Regions from separate parts of the Mus musculus genome. Here region 1 is linked to region 2. The links are chromatin loops, found by intact Hi-C in ENCODE. Cell type or tissue: left cerebral cortex. All regions are shown on one strand. Links, peaks and the distances in the headings refer to the core of each region. The heading gives the core; the rest is flanking DNA. Region 1 holds the start of Sltm (SAFB-like, transcription modulator). Region 2 holds the start of Mindy2 (MINDY lysine 48 deubiquitinase 2).

Evidence for each region. Peaks named below come from ENCODE experiments on the same cell type or tissue, not always from the same donor. Only the 100,000 strongest peaks of a DNase experiment are listed, where the experiment ranks them.
Region 1: it touches region 2 in a loop (9-fold over the local background); 2 of 42 quality-filtered maps call a loop at or near these places.

What each region holds. Positions count from the first base shown.
Region 1 is chr9:70,539,221-70,547,555 of GRCm38, reverse strand. It overlaps Sltm (SAFB-like, transcription modulator), which reads right to left and starts at 4,841. Exons shown (of 21, transcript NM_025690.4): 1 at 4,475-4,841; 2 at 3,499-3,586. The coding sequence starts at 4,636. In left cerebral cortex, for the core only: no CTCF peak of the experiment used is centred there; DNase peaks (open chromatin) are centred at 4,406 and 4,830; H3K4me3 peaks cover 2,632 bases; H3K27ac peaks cover 1,609 bases.
Region 2 is chr9:70,653,515-70,661,849 of GRCm38, reverse strand. It overlaps Mindy2 (MINDY lysine 48 deubiquitinase 2), which reads left to right and starts at 4,676. Exons shown (of 9, transcript NM_172772.2): 1 at 4,676-5,577. The coding sequence starts at 4,804. It overlaps Gm31872 (a long non-coding RNA gene), which reads right to left and starts at 4,179. Exons shown (of 3, transcript XR_379591.4): 1 at 3,638-4,179. In left cerebral cortex, for the core only: a CTCF peak has its summit at 4,409; DNase peaks (open chromatin) are centred at 4,099, 4,576, 5,537 and 7,256; H3K4me3 peaks cover 4,307 bases; H3K27ac peaks cover 1,430 bases.

The DNA of each region.
Region 1 (8,335 bases), core at 132-8,131, 110 kb after region 2:
TCATGCCGTCAACACTAATAAGATTTCTTTTCTGAAATGCATGCACAATCAACAGTTTATTTTAAATGAGTTCATAAATGGAAATAAACTCATAGCTTTCAGCATGTGACATGGAATACCTAGGACAACTGCCCTGCAGCAAAGTGCTATCCTGGCACAAACTGGCTACATACCATATTTGATATCATAGCTGAAACCCATGCAAGAATACCTTAGTGATAAACAGCATGTTTTAATGGCTGAAACAAATGAGCTAGCTCTGTGAAATGAAAATGACATACAATCCTGAACACTAGATAATATTCCAGCAAGGGTCAGGAGGCTTCCCAATGAAGCTCCAGTTTGGTAACAAATAAAAGAACAATGCAGTGAGCTGTGTGGTCTCAAAGCATACTTCACATAGTAGGTATACAAGGAAAAAGCACTGTGATCCTGAGATAACCTGGCAGACTATAAATGCCTGCTATAAATGCTTCCTACAAATATGCAAGTGAAACAGCAAGAAGTATTTTAGAAAGTAATAGTTACAAAGACAATAGCCTTCAAAATGTATTCAGTAAACATTTGAGCCCAGATTACTTGCCTCTGGCCATTAGAGGTGTAAAGATTATATCCTAGGCTTCACTGATCCTTGTATTACAGATCTTTCAGTTTGGCAGGCAAGGAAGAAGCAGCTGTGAAAATCTTGTGTTCACTCCACTCCACACTCCATTTTTTTTAGTGACTAACATTTAACACAGTATAAAGCAGTTAGTGGGCAGAATGACCGACCATGCACTGGGACTGAACGACTCAAACTGTGCTCTGTGGTTGATACTATACTATCCTAGTTGATAATTTTGAAAAGTTTTTTTTTTTTTTTTTTTTGGGTTTTTTTTTTTTTTTTTTTGGTTTTTCGAGACAGGGTTTCTCTGTGTAGCCCTGGCTGTCCTAGAACTCACTTTGTAGACCAGGCTGGCCTTGAACTCAGAAATCTGCCTGCCTCTGCCTCCCAAGTGCTAGGATTAAAGGCGTGTGCCACCACTGCCCAGCTGATTTTGTAAAGTTTTACAGAATAAAAATATAATATTATGTGTTATTTACTTACAAATATATAAAGTTTCAGATGTTTGTGCAAACCAAAAATCTACATTATACTTATTTCCATAGAGGGAAATCCTACATTTTTTTTAAAGCCTGTACGCACTGAAAATTAGTTTCAATACCAACTAAGCTATTATATTTAATTCTGAACTATACTGATTAAATACATAATTTGCTAAAGTTTATAGGAGGTTGAAAATCTAGAAGAAATCAGATACAGTATCTCTGAAACAAGGCAGGAAGGCATTATTAGCTCTACCTGTTTAACTGCTTTCTTAATACACACCCAAGTAATACGATAGTGACTCTCAACGGGAGAAGCTTTCATCTAGGTTACTTATTAAAAAGCTCCCAGGAAAGAGACTGTAAAAAAAACTGAGAACTAATCCATGACATAAACTATTTGATATTAGCTACATATTATTACAAATACCAGAGCCCACTACAATGTAATCCATACCATGGACTTGTGTCCTTCTAACTGTGTGGCTTAAACTCTATTCTATTCTATATTTAAGACTGTAAACTCCTTTTCCTCTAACCTATCTGAGCATAATCATTTAACATATTTCAGGTAGAGGAAGAACAGTAATAAGGACTAAACCCATGGCATGGCCCAGAGTTTTACCTTGAGACCAAACATACACTGTTTATGTTTTTTACATATATATTTAATTACATATATACCCAGAGCTACAAATATAAAACAAAATAAAAACTTCAAAATCAAACAATAAAAGCATGTATAAACTGAATAAATCAGATGGCATAATCAGTACTAAAATCATTAACTTGAAACGCAGCTTGTCTGCTATCACCAAATTATGTGAATCTGAAACCTATACAAAAACATGGTCATTCCTGACGTAAGTTTTTTGTTGTTGTTGTTTTTGTTTTTGTTTTTTGAGACAGAGTTTCTCTGTAGAGCCCTGGCTATCCTGGAATTCACTCTGTAGACCAGGCTGGCCTTGAACTCAGAATCTGCCTGCCTCTTCCTCCCAAGTGCTAGGATTAAAGGCATGTGCCACCACTGCCCAGTGACATACTTCTTTTTCACATGAAACAACTCCTACTTCACCAGAAGCTTCCAAGGTGAAAGGAATTTATCCCTCTAAATTTAAAAGCCTCAGGTCTTCAAGACGACTTAGTTAACCTTCTAAAATTGTATAGCCATATTGGCATTCCTATTGACCCAGGAAACTCTTATCCTTTTTTAATTTCTTCAGCACACACAGGGAACTCTTGAATCAAGAAATGTCAAATAGTAAGCTGACCAGGTCCTGAGTCATAGTGCTTAAGATCAAAATTGAAGATTCTCTTCTATAAAATTTAATCATCTTGGCTTTGGTTTAGTTTGGTTTTTGTGTTTTTGGAGACAGGATTTCTCTGTGTAGCCCTTGCTGTCTGGAACTTACTCTGGAGACCAAGCTGGCCCCCAACTGGATATCTGCCTGCCTCTGCCTCCCAAGTGCTGAGATTAAAAGTGTGTGCCACCACCACCTGGTCTATTCAATCATCTTATTCCCATCACAACTGTGTATAGATCGGGTACAGCAGTTAAGAAAATTATGTTCCTAACAAAATGACACAGAAGTCCATGACTTATTCTGCATGGAAACTATAGATACCAGGCATCAGACAGTTATTTGTCTACTCTCTGTGACAGTTTATGAGAAGCGGAAATTTGCAACTATTCAAATAAGATTATACTCACCAGATGTTTTTAATAACTAATTCCCATTTATTATCAAAATATTCATGTGAAAATTACCTTTCGCTATTCACATCAGATCATTCTGCCCTGGAAATACACAGAGCCCAATTTAAAAGCTACATTAAAAACCTAGTATCCCCATACCTTAAAACTTCTTTAAAGCTAATCAGTTGTGGGGTTTTTGCTTTTGTTAGTATGATCGATGAGGTCTTTTGAATTTCACTGAAAATTATTAGACTGCATAATGGAATAAATGGGAAATAAGCAGTATGTCAATTAAAACATTAAACAAAGGTTACAGATCTTGAATATACTAGAGAGAACAGCAAAGAGCCAAGGAAAGGTCTAGTGGGAATTTCACCAAAACTCTGCCAATTGTGGGGCAAGGTAGACATGGATCAAACTGTATTTCTTTCTTCAGATATTCCTACTATGAAGGATCGGTATGCAACTTAACTTTGTACCTTTCCCCAGAATCAATAAAGAACTTTCTTATTTTCTGGTCATCTTCAGCCGAATCTGAAAGGCTGCAAGTTACTCAGAGCCTGCTAACAGTAACTTTCTTCCTTGACCCAAGAAGGCAGAGTGCCAGAGGGAAATAGCAAAGAATAGCACTATATAAACAGGGCGAGTGGTACAAGAGCAGAGCCAAGTTATAGAACCAAAATATATTTTAAAATATGTTCAGAACTCGTAACAACCTTTGCCTTTGGTTGGTTTCTTGTTTGGAGTATCAGTTGAAACAGTTAATTCAATATTATCTGGATCGCCTCCTTCCTCTTCAATAGCCTACATTAGAAAGAGAAGTTAATATGCTACACAAACTATCTAAACTTATTTTATAAAAACTTAATGAAAATATATTACCAAACCTCCAGCCTCAAAACATTAGAATTGCCAGTTATTTTACAAACCGACTTCACAAACGAGTAATTATGCTACACAGAAAGGGGTGGAGGGTGTCATTGAGTATCGAAATGTCCTGGAACTTGAAATTCCACCCAGTCGATGGTTCCATGTCACATATACTGAACAAGAACCTAAATATGTTCTATTACAGAAAGTTTGTAGCTACTTAAATAAGGAAGAGTTTTCCTAACGTATTGCGTACACTTGTTCCCGTCTCCGATTCCAAGGCTTCACGCGAATAAACCTGAAAGCTTAACAGGACTGAGAACGTGGATGATTACGCTGATGCAATCAGAAATTAAGAATTAAAAATAAATCAGTTAAAAGCCTAGTGGGGAAAAAAAAAGATGAATCTTCCCTTCTCATCCACTCATCAACTCCCACTACGGATTTCTCTGAACAGGGGTGAAGAAACGGTTGGACACAATTAAACGGTAACTTCGGCCAAGTCAGCAAACTAACCATCGCCTCGGAGCCCGAGAGATGCACGCGCTGCGCACCGCCCGTAGGCCGGGGTACCCAGCGCCGCCCAGGGTCTGCAGCTCCACCCTCCGCAGGCCGCAGAGCCGATGGAGAGGGCGTCCCAGGGGAGGCAGGGGGCGCGACCGGCGGCGGCTCGCGAGGCCGCTGGAAGGCCAGGCTCCTCGCGGAGGCGCGGGCCCCGCGCGCCGGGCACGCACAGGCACCACCCGGTCCGCCCCGACCGCGGAAGCGTAGCACCTAAACGGCGCGGCCTACGCTGCCCTGCGCGCAGCGTCCGGGCCTCACCTGCTTCAGCCGGGAGACCAGTACCGTCTTGACCCCGTTGATGTCCAAGTTGCGGCGCTTCAGCTCGGACCTGAGGTCGATAACCCGCAGCTCCGTGATCTTCTTCCCTTCCGCCGGCCCAGAGGCGGCCGAGGCTACCACGGCCCCGGCAGCGGCAGCCATTTTGGGAAAGCAACGCGCTGCCGAGGCAGCTAGTGGGCTGCAGGGCGGCGGCGGCGGCGGAGGAGGAGGCAGCGGCGGTGGAGGCGGTGGCCGCGGCAGCACCAACTTCCAACCCGGGCCCCGGGCGGCCAGCGGCGCCGCGCTACGCTGCGCACAATGAGCCACTGACCACGCCCCCCCACGGGGACCACGCCCCCGACTCTGCTCCAGCGCAACCTGCAGCGGCACCCGGATGACGGGTGCGCGTGCGCACTGAGCAGGCATGGAGGGGGCGGAGCTCGCAGCGGACCGGTGGCTCGGCCTCTGGCGTGGTCCCGGGAAAGTCTCCGCGTGTCCAACCGCTCAGCTGTCCTCGGTACCACGGTTCCCGCCTCTCCATTAGCCTCCTTCTCCTCTCATCTCTTACCTAGAGCCATCGCCACTTGAGAGGCACCCCATAGTAGGGAGAGTAGGTGCGTCTCTTCACCGAAATGAGGGGGCGTGTGCGCCAGCCTTCCCGGAAGAAGTACGGAATCATCGTGGAAAGGTGGTCGGGGTATACTAGTGAACTTAGGTCGGCGGGTTCCGCCCCGGAACGCCCAGCGAAACCTGAGGCCGAGAGCCCAGGGGACAGTGTCACGCTGTGACCCCCTGAAGCTTAGCCCCTCTTTGCCTGAAAACTACCAGGCAAACGTCCTCTCCTCGTTTGCCTCAGCTTGCCCATCCCCTCCGACGGGCCTGATGGCTCAATGAAATTGTTCACAAAAGGAGAATAACTTAAAAGTATATGTTGCCCTGATCCTATACAGTATCCTCTGCCCTGCGCCGCCAGCATTTGGTATGTCAAGGACAGGGGCCACTTTATGGAGAAATAGCCCGCATAGTATCTCTTAGTAATTTTAATATTATTAATCATCACAGCGTAAATATCTATAGAATTAACACAAAGTTGGACAAAGTTAGGAAACACAGGGAACTGAATTAACATTTACTGGTGGGTGATGTTTTGTAAAGGCAAGGGTATGTTTTGTAGAGCGAGGTATAGAGCGGTGGGAGGGACTGCCTCATCCGGCTGATGCTGAGGCATCCCCACCCCAGGTACCATCCATAAGACTGGTCTAGTATAGAATAGAGTTTATTTGGGGGTATGGCAAGGGGAGCTGAGAAGGGAGTAGAGGCAGAGAAAGGGAGAAGACAGAAGAGAAGAGCCCGGCCAAGAACACGTGGAGGGGGGAGGGGAGAGGAAGAAAGGAGTCAAAGGGGGGGGGGGGACATTCCCATCCAGGCCTACCTGGCTGTTGCTAGGTAAGTGTTGGGCGGAGCCTAGAAGGAATGCTAAGGTGCTAACAAAGGTGGGGTTGAGGTTGTTTTGTTTTACATCTTTCTCCAGTTTCCTGGTTATAAAACTTAAATTGGACTGGGCAGTGGTGGGACATGCCTATCAGCACTAAGGGGAGAGAGGCTTGTGGATCTCTGAGATACACTACACTCCAGCCTGGTATCTGCAGAGTGACCCAGGACAGCCAGGGCTACACAGAGAAATCCTACCTTTATAAATAAATAAATAAATAAATAAATAAATGTGAGGTGTGCCTTACTTTGGGTTGCTACACACAGAGGAATCCTACCTTTATAAATAAATAAATAAATAAATAAATAAATAGTAAGGGTGAGGTGTGCCTTACTTTGGGTTGCTCTTTCTGAATCATTGGTTCAAATGGAGGAAAACTGGACGTTATAAAATCATACCTGGCAGTCAGTCAGTTCAGCATTTCTTTATGACTTTTAAGGAATTCTGGGATATAACAACCCCTTTAATTCTTCCCAGCTGCTAAAAGAGATTAAGTGACTTATAAAATATGGCTTACACATATGGCTTGTGTGTGCCAGTGCTGTGCTAATAATCTTAGATCTTCTGATTCCAAGTTCCACTCTCTTATACCACAAATTAGTTTGTCACACTCACCAAATTTTAGAATTCAAAAGATTCTTGATCTTCCATACCAATTTCATCCCTCCATATCCCTTCACAATAAATGAAGATGTTAAGATTTGCCTAAGGGCCAACAGCTATTGGCCATGGTTGCAGTAAAACCTTAGGTGTTATTCTATCATTGTTCTTATCTTGTCTTCTGGAGCAGCATCTGTGGATTCTCTTAGCCAGGGATCATATTACTAACTCCCAAGGTAATGATATAGCCAAAGGGAAGGAATTTTTATTCGGCTGTTTCCTTTTAAGAACAAAAGGGGGCCTCTAATAGTGAGTAAAATGAAGATCTATGTATTCTTATCTGATACCCTTGAGAAAGAAGCACTTTCCCAAATGCTGAGACTGCTTCCCTCAAATCAGGTAAAGAGTAAACAGATAGTCTTCAGTTCTCAGTGAGATACCTGCTCTGACCTCTTTGATAGCACAGCATGATGAAAGTAAAAGCAGAGAGACAAAAAGGACCAGAGAAGGGACACGCATGATGTATATTTATTATTTGGGTCCTGGCTCAGAGAAGAGGAGGACAGTAGTACAGAGACGACTGGAAGCAACTCATGAGCTTGTGTACTCCGTCAGTGTTAAGTGTGCACTAGGTTAGGATGTTGTAGAAAGTCCTAGCAGAGGTAAACAGTGTCATTCTGCCTGCAGTTTATTTGCAAATAATCGGAGAAAGAAAGAGAAAACCTGACACTGTGTTAGCCGTCACAAAAGACGGTAAGGGAAACAAGTGAGGTCCCCTGGTACTGTGTCAGACGGAAAGCAGAGGCCTGTGAGGGCTGGAGGTGATGCTCAAGGGTAGAGTGTGCTTCCCAAGCCTAGTTGAAGCCCCAAGCTTGATCCCCAGTGAGGCCAAGTGTGGACAGTTGCCCATGATATACTGGTCCACAAGACAGCACTTGCTAAGTATGCCTGCTGGCCTGAGTTCTATCCCAAAACTCTAGTAAAGGTGGGTGGAAGTAGAGAAGAGATTGCAAAATAAATAAATAAGGGAATGACAAACTAGGACCAGAAAAATGGCTCACCAGGTAACAATGCTTAAACCACAAACTCTGATGGCCTAAGTTCTATCCCTAGAACCCATATCCAAGGTAGAATGAGAGAAGCAACTCCTCAGCTGACCTCTGACCTCCAGGCATATGCTGTTGTAGCAAACAAATGCCTACATTCACACTTCTAATAGGAAAATGATATGACAATCTATATTTCTATACAGAGCCACTTGCTGCTTGGTGAGCCTTTAACACTTATGTTTTCATAAAAGCTCATCAGTAAACAAATCTATGTTCAGAAGGACTTGGTATCTTAAAAGGCAGACCTGGTTCTGGGGAGACAATGTTGCCTTATGAAACTCTTGTGAATACTGAAGACTTACACGGCAATCTGCCCACAGGAATCTTTACTCAGATGTCAAAACCTCTGATGAGCAAAACAATAAGTCAGAAAAAGATGCACGATTACAACTCTAGCCAGTGACACGAAGTAGATGACCGTAGCACCCTGAAAGGCTGTATTTGTAAAAAGTAACCCCTAGAAGTGGATTGAATGCTTGCATTATGGAAGAGAAGCATTAACAATGCCAATAAGCAGGCATAGTTCTACTGCACACCTGTTGAAAGGGGGTTCAAAGTTCAGGGCCAGCCTAGATCTCTAGGGAGATCTTGTCTCAGGAGAAAAAAAATGCACCAATAACTAGTTCAAGAGCATAGACTAAATTGAAGATCCCAAATGAT
Region 2 (8,335 bases), core at 189-8,188:
CCCCAAAAATTCCACCAGAGAACTCCAAAACCTGATAAACAACTTCAGCGAAGTAGCTGGATATGAAATTAATTCAAATAAATCAGTGGTTTTTCTCTACACAAAGGATAAAGAGGCTGAGAGAGAAATTAGGGAAACAATACCCTTCACAATAGTCACAAATAATATAAAATACCTTGGTGTGACTCTAACTAAGCAAGTGAAATATCTGTATGATAAGAACTTCAAGGCTCTGAAGAAAGAAATCAAAGAAGATCTCAGAAGATGGAAAAAATCTCCCATGCTCATGGATTGGCAGGATTAATATAGTAAAAATGGCCATCTTACCAAAAGCAACCTACAGATTCAATGCAATTCCCATCAAAATTCCAACTCAATTCTTCACAAGAGTTAGAAAGGGCATTTGCAAATTCATCTGGAAAAACAAAAAAACCTAGGATAGCAAAAAGTATTCTCAACAATAAAAGAACTTCTGGTGGAATCACCATCCCTGACCTCAAGCTGTATTACAGAGCAATTGTGATAAAAACTGCATGGTACTGGTTCAGTGACAGATAGGTAGATCAATGGAATAGAATTGAAGACCCAGAAATGAACCCACACACCTATGGTCACTTAATCTTTGGAAAAGGAGGTAAAGCCAGGCATGGTGGCACACTCCTTTAATCCCAGCACTCAGGAGGCAGAGGCAGGTGGATTTCTGAGTTCGAGGCCAGCCTGGTCTACAGAGTGAGTTCCAGGACAGCCAGGGCTACACAGAGAAACCCTGTTTCGAAAAACAAAAACGAGAGAGATAGAGAGAGAGAGAGAGAGAGAGAGAGAGAGAGAGAGAGAGAGAGGAGCATTGTCAATAAATGGTGCTGACTCAACTGGAGGTTAGCATGTAGAAGAATGAACGTTTTTATCTCCATTCTTATCTCCTTGTACAAAGCTAACTCCAAGTGGATCAAGGACCTCCACACTGAAACCAGAGACACTGAAACTTATAGAGGAGACAGTGGGAAAGAGCCTTGAACATATGGGCACAGAGGGAAAATTCCACAGAACACAAATGGCTTCTGCTGTAAGATCAAGAATTGACAAGTGGAACCTCATAAAATTGCAAAGCTTCTGTAAGGCCAAGGACACTGTCAATAGGACAAAAAGGCAACCAACAGAATGGGAAAAGATCTTTACCAATCCTACATCTGATAGAGGGCTAATATCCAATATATACAAAGAACTCAAGAAGTTAGGCTCCAGAGAACCAAATAACCCTATTAAAATGGGGTACAGAGCTAAACAAAGAATTTTCAACTGAGGAATATCGAATGGCTGAGAAGCACCTAAAAAAATGTTCAACATCCTTATTCATCAGGGAAATGCAAATTAAAACAACCCTGAGATTCCACCTCACATCAGTCAGAATGGCTAAGATCAAAAACTCAGGTGACAGCAGATGCTGGTGAGGATGTGGAGAAAGAGGAACATGCCTCCATTGCTGGTGGGATTGCAAGCTGGTACAACCACTCTGGAAATCAGTCTGGTGGCTCCTCAGAAAATTGGACATAGTACTACCAGAAGATCCAGCAATACCATTTCTGGGCATATACCCAGAAGATGCTCCAACATGTAATAAGGACACATGCTCCACTATGTTTATAGCAGCCTTATTTATAATAGCCAGAAGCTGGAAAGAACCCAGATGTCCCTCAACAGAGGAATGGACACAGAAAATGTGGTACATTTACACAATGGAGTACTACACAGCTATTAAAAGCAATGAATTTATGAAATTCTTAGGCAAATGGATGGATCTGGAGGATATCATCCTGAGTGAGGTAACCTAATCACAAAAGAACACACATGATGGTCACTCACTGATAAGTGGATTTAGCCCAAAAGCTTGGAATACCCAAGATACAGTTTGCAAAACACATGAAACTCAAGAAGGAAGACCAAAGTTGGATACTTCATTCCTTCTTAGAAGGGGGAACAAAATACCCATGGAAGGAGTTACAGAGACAAAGTCTGGAGAAGAGACTGAAAGAATGACCATCCAGAGACTGCCCCATCTGGGGATCCTTCCCATATACAACCACCAAATCCAAACACTATTGTGGATGCCAACAAGTGCTTGCTGACAGGAGCTGTCTCCTGAGAGGCTCTGCCAGTGACTGACAAATACAGAAGTGGATGCTCACAGGATCCCCAATGAAGGAGCTAGAGAAAGGACCCAAGGAGCTGAAGGGGTTTGTAGACCCATAGGAGGAACGATAATATGAACTAACCAGTACCCCCAGAGCTCCCTGGGACTAAACCACCAACCAAAGAAAACACATGGTGGGACTCATGGCTCCAGCTGCATATGTATCAGAGGATGGCCTAGTCAGTCATCAATGGGAGGAGAGGCCCTTGGTCCTGTGAAGGTTCTATGCCCCAGTATAGGGGAATGCCAGGGCCAGGAAGCAGGAGTGGGTGGGTTGGTGAGCAAGGGGAGGAGAGAGGGGATATGGGGTTTTCGGAGGGGAAACCAGGAAAGGAGATAACATTTGAAATGGAAATAAATAAAATATCTAATAAAAAAAGAAAAAGAAAAATCTCAATGGTGATGGCAGGAATTATTGCTTATGGATCAACATGAACTCCAAAATTCAACACTCAGAAAAAACTTTCCATTATCTTTTCTAACTTTTCCAGTTTTCAGGAATTGCCGATCTTGCTTGGCATGGTGGCACATGCCCTTAATTCTAGCACTTGGGAAGCAGAGGCAAGCAATTTTCTGAAAGTTTGAGTCCAGCCTGGCCTACATAACAACTTTCAGGCTAGCTACACTACATAGTGAGACCCAACCTCAATTGAAAGAAAGAAAGAAAGAAAGAAAGAAAGAAAGAAAGAAAGAAAGAAAGAGAGAGAGAGAGAGAGAGAGAGAGAGAGAGAGAGAGAAAGAAAGGGAGGAAGAAAGAAAGAAAGAAAGAAAGAAAGAAAGAAAGAAAGGAAGGAAGGAAGGAAGGAAGGAAGGAAGGAAGAAAGAAAGAAAGAAAGAAAGAAAGAAAGAAAGAAAGAAAGAAAGGAAGATAACTTCCAGTCTTAAAAACACAGCGTTCACATCTATAATCTCAAAATTGGAGTGGGAGAAAAAGTACAAGAGGATTGCTGTGAATTCCAGGTCAGTTAGTCTAAGACACAGGGTGAGACTCTCAAATTGGAAGAGAGGCAGAGCCAGCCAGGGCTACAAATTGAGACTCTGTCTCAAAAAACAAAAGTGAAATAAGATAAGCAAAGTAGTAGAGGGCTCTGTAGAGTGTTTGTCATACATGAATTGAGCCCCAGCCCTAAAAAAAAAAAAAAAAAAAAAAAAAAAAAAAAAAAAAGGAAAGGGGGGGGAAGAAAAGAAAGGAAGGGAGGAGAGAGTTGGAGGTGGGAAGAAAGAGGGAGAAGTCGAAGAGAGTGCCGAGAAAGAGATCATCATTTCTGAGAAGATAATAGTGATATTTTTAGTGTGAAACACAGTATTCAGTAACATGCTTGGTGCTAACACATGAATGAGCAAAATAATGCATTAATTTGTCTACTTTTCTAACCAGTAGCAGGACAGAAGTGTAACAATCCATGATGCACCATATATTTGTATACCTGATACTAAAGGAAGACCCACCTGTCTTGTTCATTTTTATATTCTCAGACAACTTTGAAGAGGGAAGGGTCCAGGAAAAAAAAAAAAAACAAAAAAAACAAAAAACCAAAAAACAAAAAAACCAAAAAAAAAAAAAAAAAAACACCCCACTTTTCCAGAGCAGGTTAGATGATCTATATCCACTCTTGCCAATAAATAAGTAAGTAAATAAATAGAAAAAAAAAGTTGCAGGCAACTCTGTCCATCCTCTATGCAGATGTCAAGCCCTGATGAGAAGTCAATTCTAATTTTAAAAGTCATTTTTTCGGGAAGCAGAAGCTTCCCACTCTGTGCAAAGAGAAGCCAAGTGAACAGAACCGCAAAGACTTGGCTTGCTTCAAACGCAAACTGATTTATTATTATTGGACCAAATTTACCCTCTCGCCTGGGGCGTAGGCCAATATCCACAACCTCATTGAACCTCCGGCAAGGCAAACCAGTAGCTGGTTGGGAGCGCAGCGATTCTCAGCCAAAACCCAGGGAGAGTTGTCCCTGTACTGCGCAGTCTTCCAAAAGCCTCCAACAGAACTCGCCTTTCAAATTTGCATTTCCTAAGAAATGCTTCCAATTCTCAACATTAAAAGCTAAAAAAAAAAAAAAAGAAAAGAAAAAGCCAGCTCTCCCGAGGCCTTCAGGGAATGGCTGTCTTCCAATGCTACTACCACTTTCGGGGTCCACCAGGCTCAAGCCCAAAGTAGACCACACTCCCTACAAGCCTCAGCCACTGCCTTTAAAGTAACCGCGCGCAGCGGGGATGCCCCGGAGTTCAACTTCCGGCAGCACACACAAGATTATTTTCCTAGTGGCGCTGCGGCTCTCCGAGCCGCGCCCCTGACCACGCCCTCAGCCACGCCCCTGGCCTCGCTCTGCCTTCCCTAGCCTGAACGCGCGGGAGGGGCGTGGCCTCGGGGGAGAAGCGCTCCCCGAGTGGGTCCGGGCGCTTCAACGAGCGCAGTCACGCGGAGGCACGCTCCGAGCGGGCGGGCGGGGGCACGCGCGCGCGCTCCCGCCGCCCTCTACGGTGACGTGCCTGGCCGAGGCCGCGCTAGGGCGCTGGAGCTGCTACAGAGCGGCTGTCATGGCGTCGGAGGCGCTTGCTGAGGAGAGCCGGCCGCGGTGTCTATAGGACCAGGGGCGGGCGGCCGGGGATGGAGAACAGCCCTGACAGCCCACAGCCTCTGGAACTAGGGGTGGCGGCCGGGCGAGTGTCGCCGCCGGAAGGGCGACGGCGCGGCGGGCGCGAGGCTGAGGATGGTCCCGCTGGACGCGCGGTGGACAGCGGCGGGCAGGGGGCGGCGGCGGCGGCAGCGCGGAGCAGCCTCGGGGACCCGACGTCCCCCTCGCAGCTCGGATGCGGCGCGGGCTCGGACTTGAAGGACGGCGCGTCGTCGAGCCCTGCCGCCTCGGAGGTGCCTTCAAGAGGGCAGCACAAGGTGACCGCCTCCCCGGAGCTGGCCGAGGCCGCGGCGGGCCGAGGGTCGGGGCCAGTGGGCGACACGGGCACCTGCAGGGTGGAGCAGGCGGCGGAAGAGCCCAGCAGCACCGGCGCCCCGAGCAGCAGCTGCAGCGAGCCGAGCCCCCCTGGGGACTCGCCCAGCTTGGACTCCCTGGAGTCTTTCTCCAACCTGCATTCTTTCCCCAGTAGCTCTGAGTTCAATAGTGAGGAGGGAGCAGAGACCAGGGTCCCCGAGGACGTGGAGGAGGGCGCGGCGGGGCCGCCCAGGGCTGCACCTCTATGCAAAGAGGAGGAGGAGGACCCGGCTCAGGTGCTAGCGGCCTCCAAAGAACGCTTTCCCGGACAGTCGGTGTATCACATCAAATGGATCCAGTGGAAAGAGGAGAACACGCCCATCATCACCCAGAATGAGAATGGACCCTGCCCTTTGCTGGCCATCCTCAATGTTTTGCTTCTCGCCTGGAAGGTACACTCTGCAGCTTTCTACTTCCTACAGCTTGTGGGGTGGGGAGGGGCAAAATGGGGTGAGGAAACTGCTGTTTGTCAGCTGATGGCTTCCTTCCATTCATCAGACTCCTCCTTTTTTTTTTTTTTTTTTTTTGAGACAAGGTTTGTCTGTGTAGCTTAAACTGTCCTCGAACAGTTTAAGATCTTAATGCTACAGCCTCTAGAGTGCTAGGTTTACAGACATGCACCCCTATATCTAACAGTCTCTTATTACATGAAATTAATTCCAGGATTTCTTTATTGAAAGATTATTCATGTGGCAACATGTCAGGAAGAATTGCCCCCAACTTAAGGTCTTTTTTGTATTAAAAATTCAACATTCGGTTAAAGGTTGTAACTGATGGTTTACCTATAAACAAGCAGAATCCAGAGCACCCTGCACTTACATCTTCTGAGTATTTTTAGCTATATTTGCCTATATTATTCCTTACTGACATTATTACATATGCAAAACAGTGAAAATTGGAAACAGTGATTGATCTTCAGTTACTATCAATCTTATATTATGGAGTAAGTTTTAATGATTTTATCTGCGTGTTTTCTGGAAAAGGCTGTTTGTCCCACTGTGGTGTGGATGCATGAAAGAACAGTGATGGGAAAGATACAACTTTTTAGACAAATTCCATTTAAGGAAAAGCATTGGTCTGAGCCTACTTACCATAAATTACTTGTTTCCAAAGACAGTATTTTCATCTTGTGTATGATTTTTTGTTTTTGTTTTTACTTTCCTTGTTTCTTTGACTCTACTTCAAAGGTTTGGCATTTTTACTAGTAACTGTACATTAGAATGTTTGTTAAGGAAGCTAAAACTATTAACAACTAAAATAAGGAATGATAAATCTAAGGTCTTGGAGAACAGGAAGGGAAGGGCAAGTGTATTGAGGCCTCAGAATATAGTGTCATATTTAAGCTTGCAGTATCTGGGTTTTGAGAGGATGCATCTCAGCACCTGTTTTCAAATTGATGATTCCACTTATAGTTAAAATGCTCCCTAGAAGAAGAATAGTTTGAATTATGCTAACCAGTTATGAAGAACTATGATGGATAGTGAGGGAGAGATTCCAACACCAAATCTTGCAGCACTAAGTTGGGTATCCGGGGCTCCTGATGGAATCATCTGGGTTCCAGTCATCTGGATTAGTCTGTTAAGAAGTAAGCATGCATGCTAATGAGTTGGAAGATTATTTTGATTAACCTCTGCTTAAAGCATTCGAGGGCTTTTCTAGCAGAGAGTTCCAAACTTTTCCACATTCTTCCCACAAACCAGTTCAAGATGTCTAAGAGTTACATTGTCAGGTTTATCATTGCAAAGGCTCCATTCCTGAGTACCAGTTTTCTGGCATAGTTACTTTTCTCAGTGCTGTAACAAAATACCTGACAAAAGCAACTTAAGGTAGGGTTTATTTTCGCTCACAGTTTGAGGGTACAGACCATTAGTCGGGGAAGCCATGGAAGCTGGCACTTGAGACCACTGGTCACATTGCATTCATAGTCAGGGAGCAGAGAGACGACTGCTCAGTTTGATTCCTCCTTTTTATTTAGTCCAAGCCTGCAGCCCATGGAATGGTGCCACCCACATTCACAGTAGGCGGAGCAGTCACCATGGCCTGGATTACTTTGAGGATATATGAGCCTTGAATTGACTCTGAAAGGCAGATCCCAATTGTGTGACCACATGTTTGGGTTCTGGCTTTGTGGAAGACATTATACATGCAAAGACAGTAGAGTGCATCAGCCCTTCAGTAGCTCAGTATATGGTAAAGAGGCAGACATAAGGAGTAATTGTAGAGCGACATGAACAGGGCTCATAGTCTAAGGAAGTAAAAAATTATGTGGTGGTTGGGGGGGGGGCTGGGGATGGGGATCTCAGGGGAAGGCTTCAGAGATGAGAAAGGCAATCAGCTCTGAAGATAGAATGAGATGAGGCCTCTGAACAAAAGGGTGCATTTGAAGAAAGATCAGAGAGAGCTTGAAATGCAGTGGAGAGGAGAAAGAAAGGGTCATAACAAGAAGTAAATTTGATGGGTTTGGTTTGTCTGTGAAAAGTATCCACACTAATGAATTTGAAGATTATCTTGAAATCTGTGGTTCCCAGTCCCTTTTCTGCCTGTAGGCTATTTATGCCAACAAAAATCAGTCATCATTAATGATTGATAGGGTGATGAACGAGATAAGCAATGTCAGGTAGTATTCTCAAGGTGAGCCGGGTTTTCTGGAGGTCAAAACTGTTTTCCTAATAATACAAAAATGTTATTTGCCTTTTGGAAGTCAAAAGAGATTTCCAGGTTCTTTGATGGATGAGTGATGATTGAGGTTAAAAAGGAGAACAGAAGGGCATCTGCTATACACAACACATAGAAAGAAAGATTTGTCAGGTTATAATGTCTAAGAACTAGCTTCTGTGTGTGCATATGCATGTGTGTGTGTGTGTGTGTGTGTGAGCACACTCGCTTGCTCGCTCACTAGCACTCACTCATTCATGCATGTGTGTAGTGAGTGCACAAGCCCTCACCTATGTAGGTATGGAGACCAGAGGTCGGGGTTTTTTCTGTATTACTCTCATTGTTTCTTGTTTGAGGATTTTTGGAGACAGGGTCTCTCAATTGAACTTGTTCTTTCGGTTAGACTGGCTGGCCAGTCAGCCCTGGATTTTCCTGTTCTACTTCTCCACCCCTCAGTTCTGAGGTTACAGAAGCATGACACTGCAACCCAGTTTT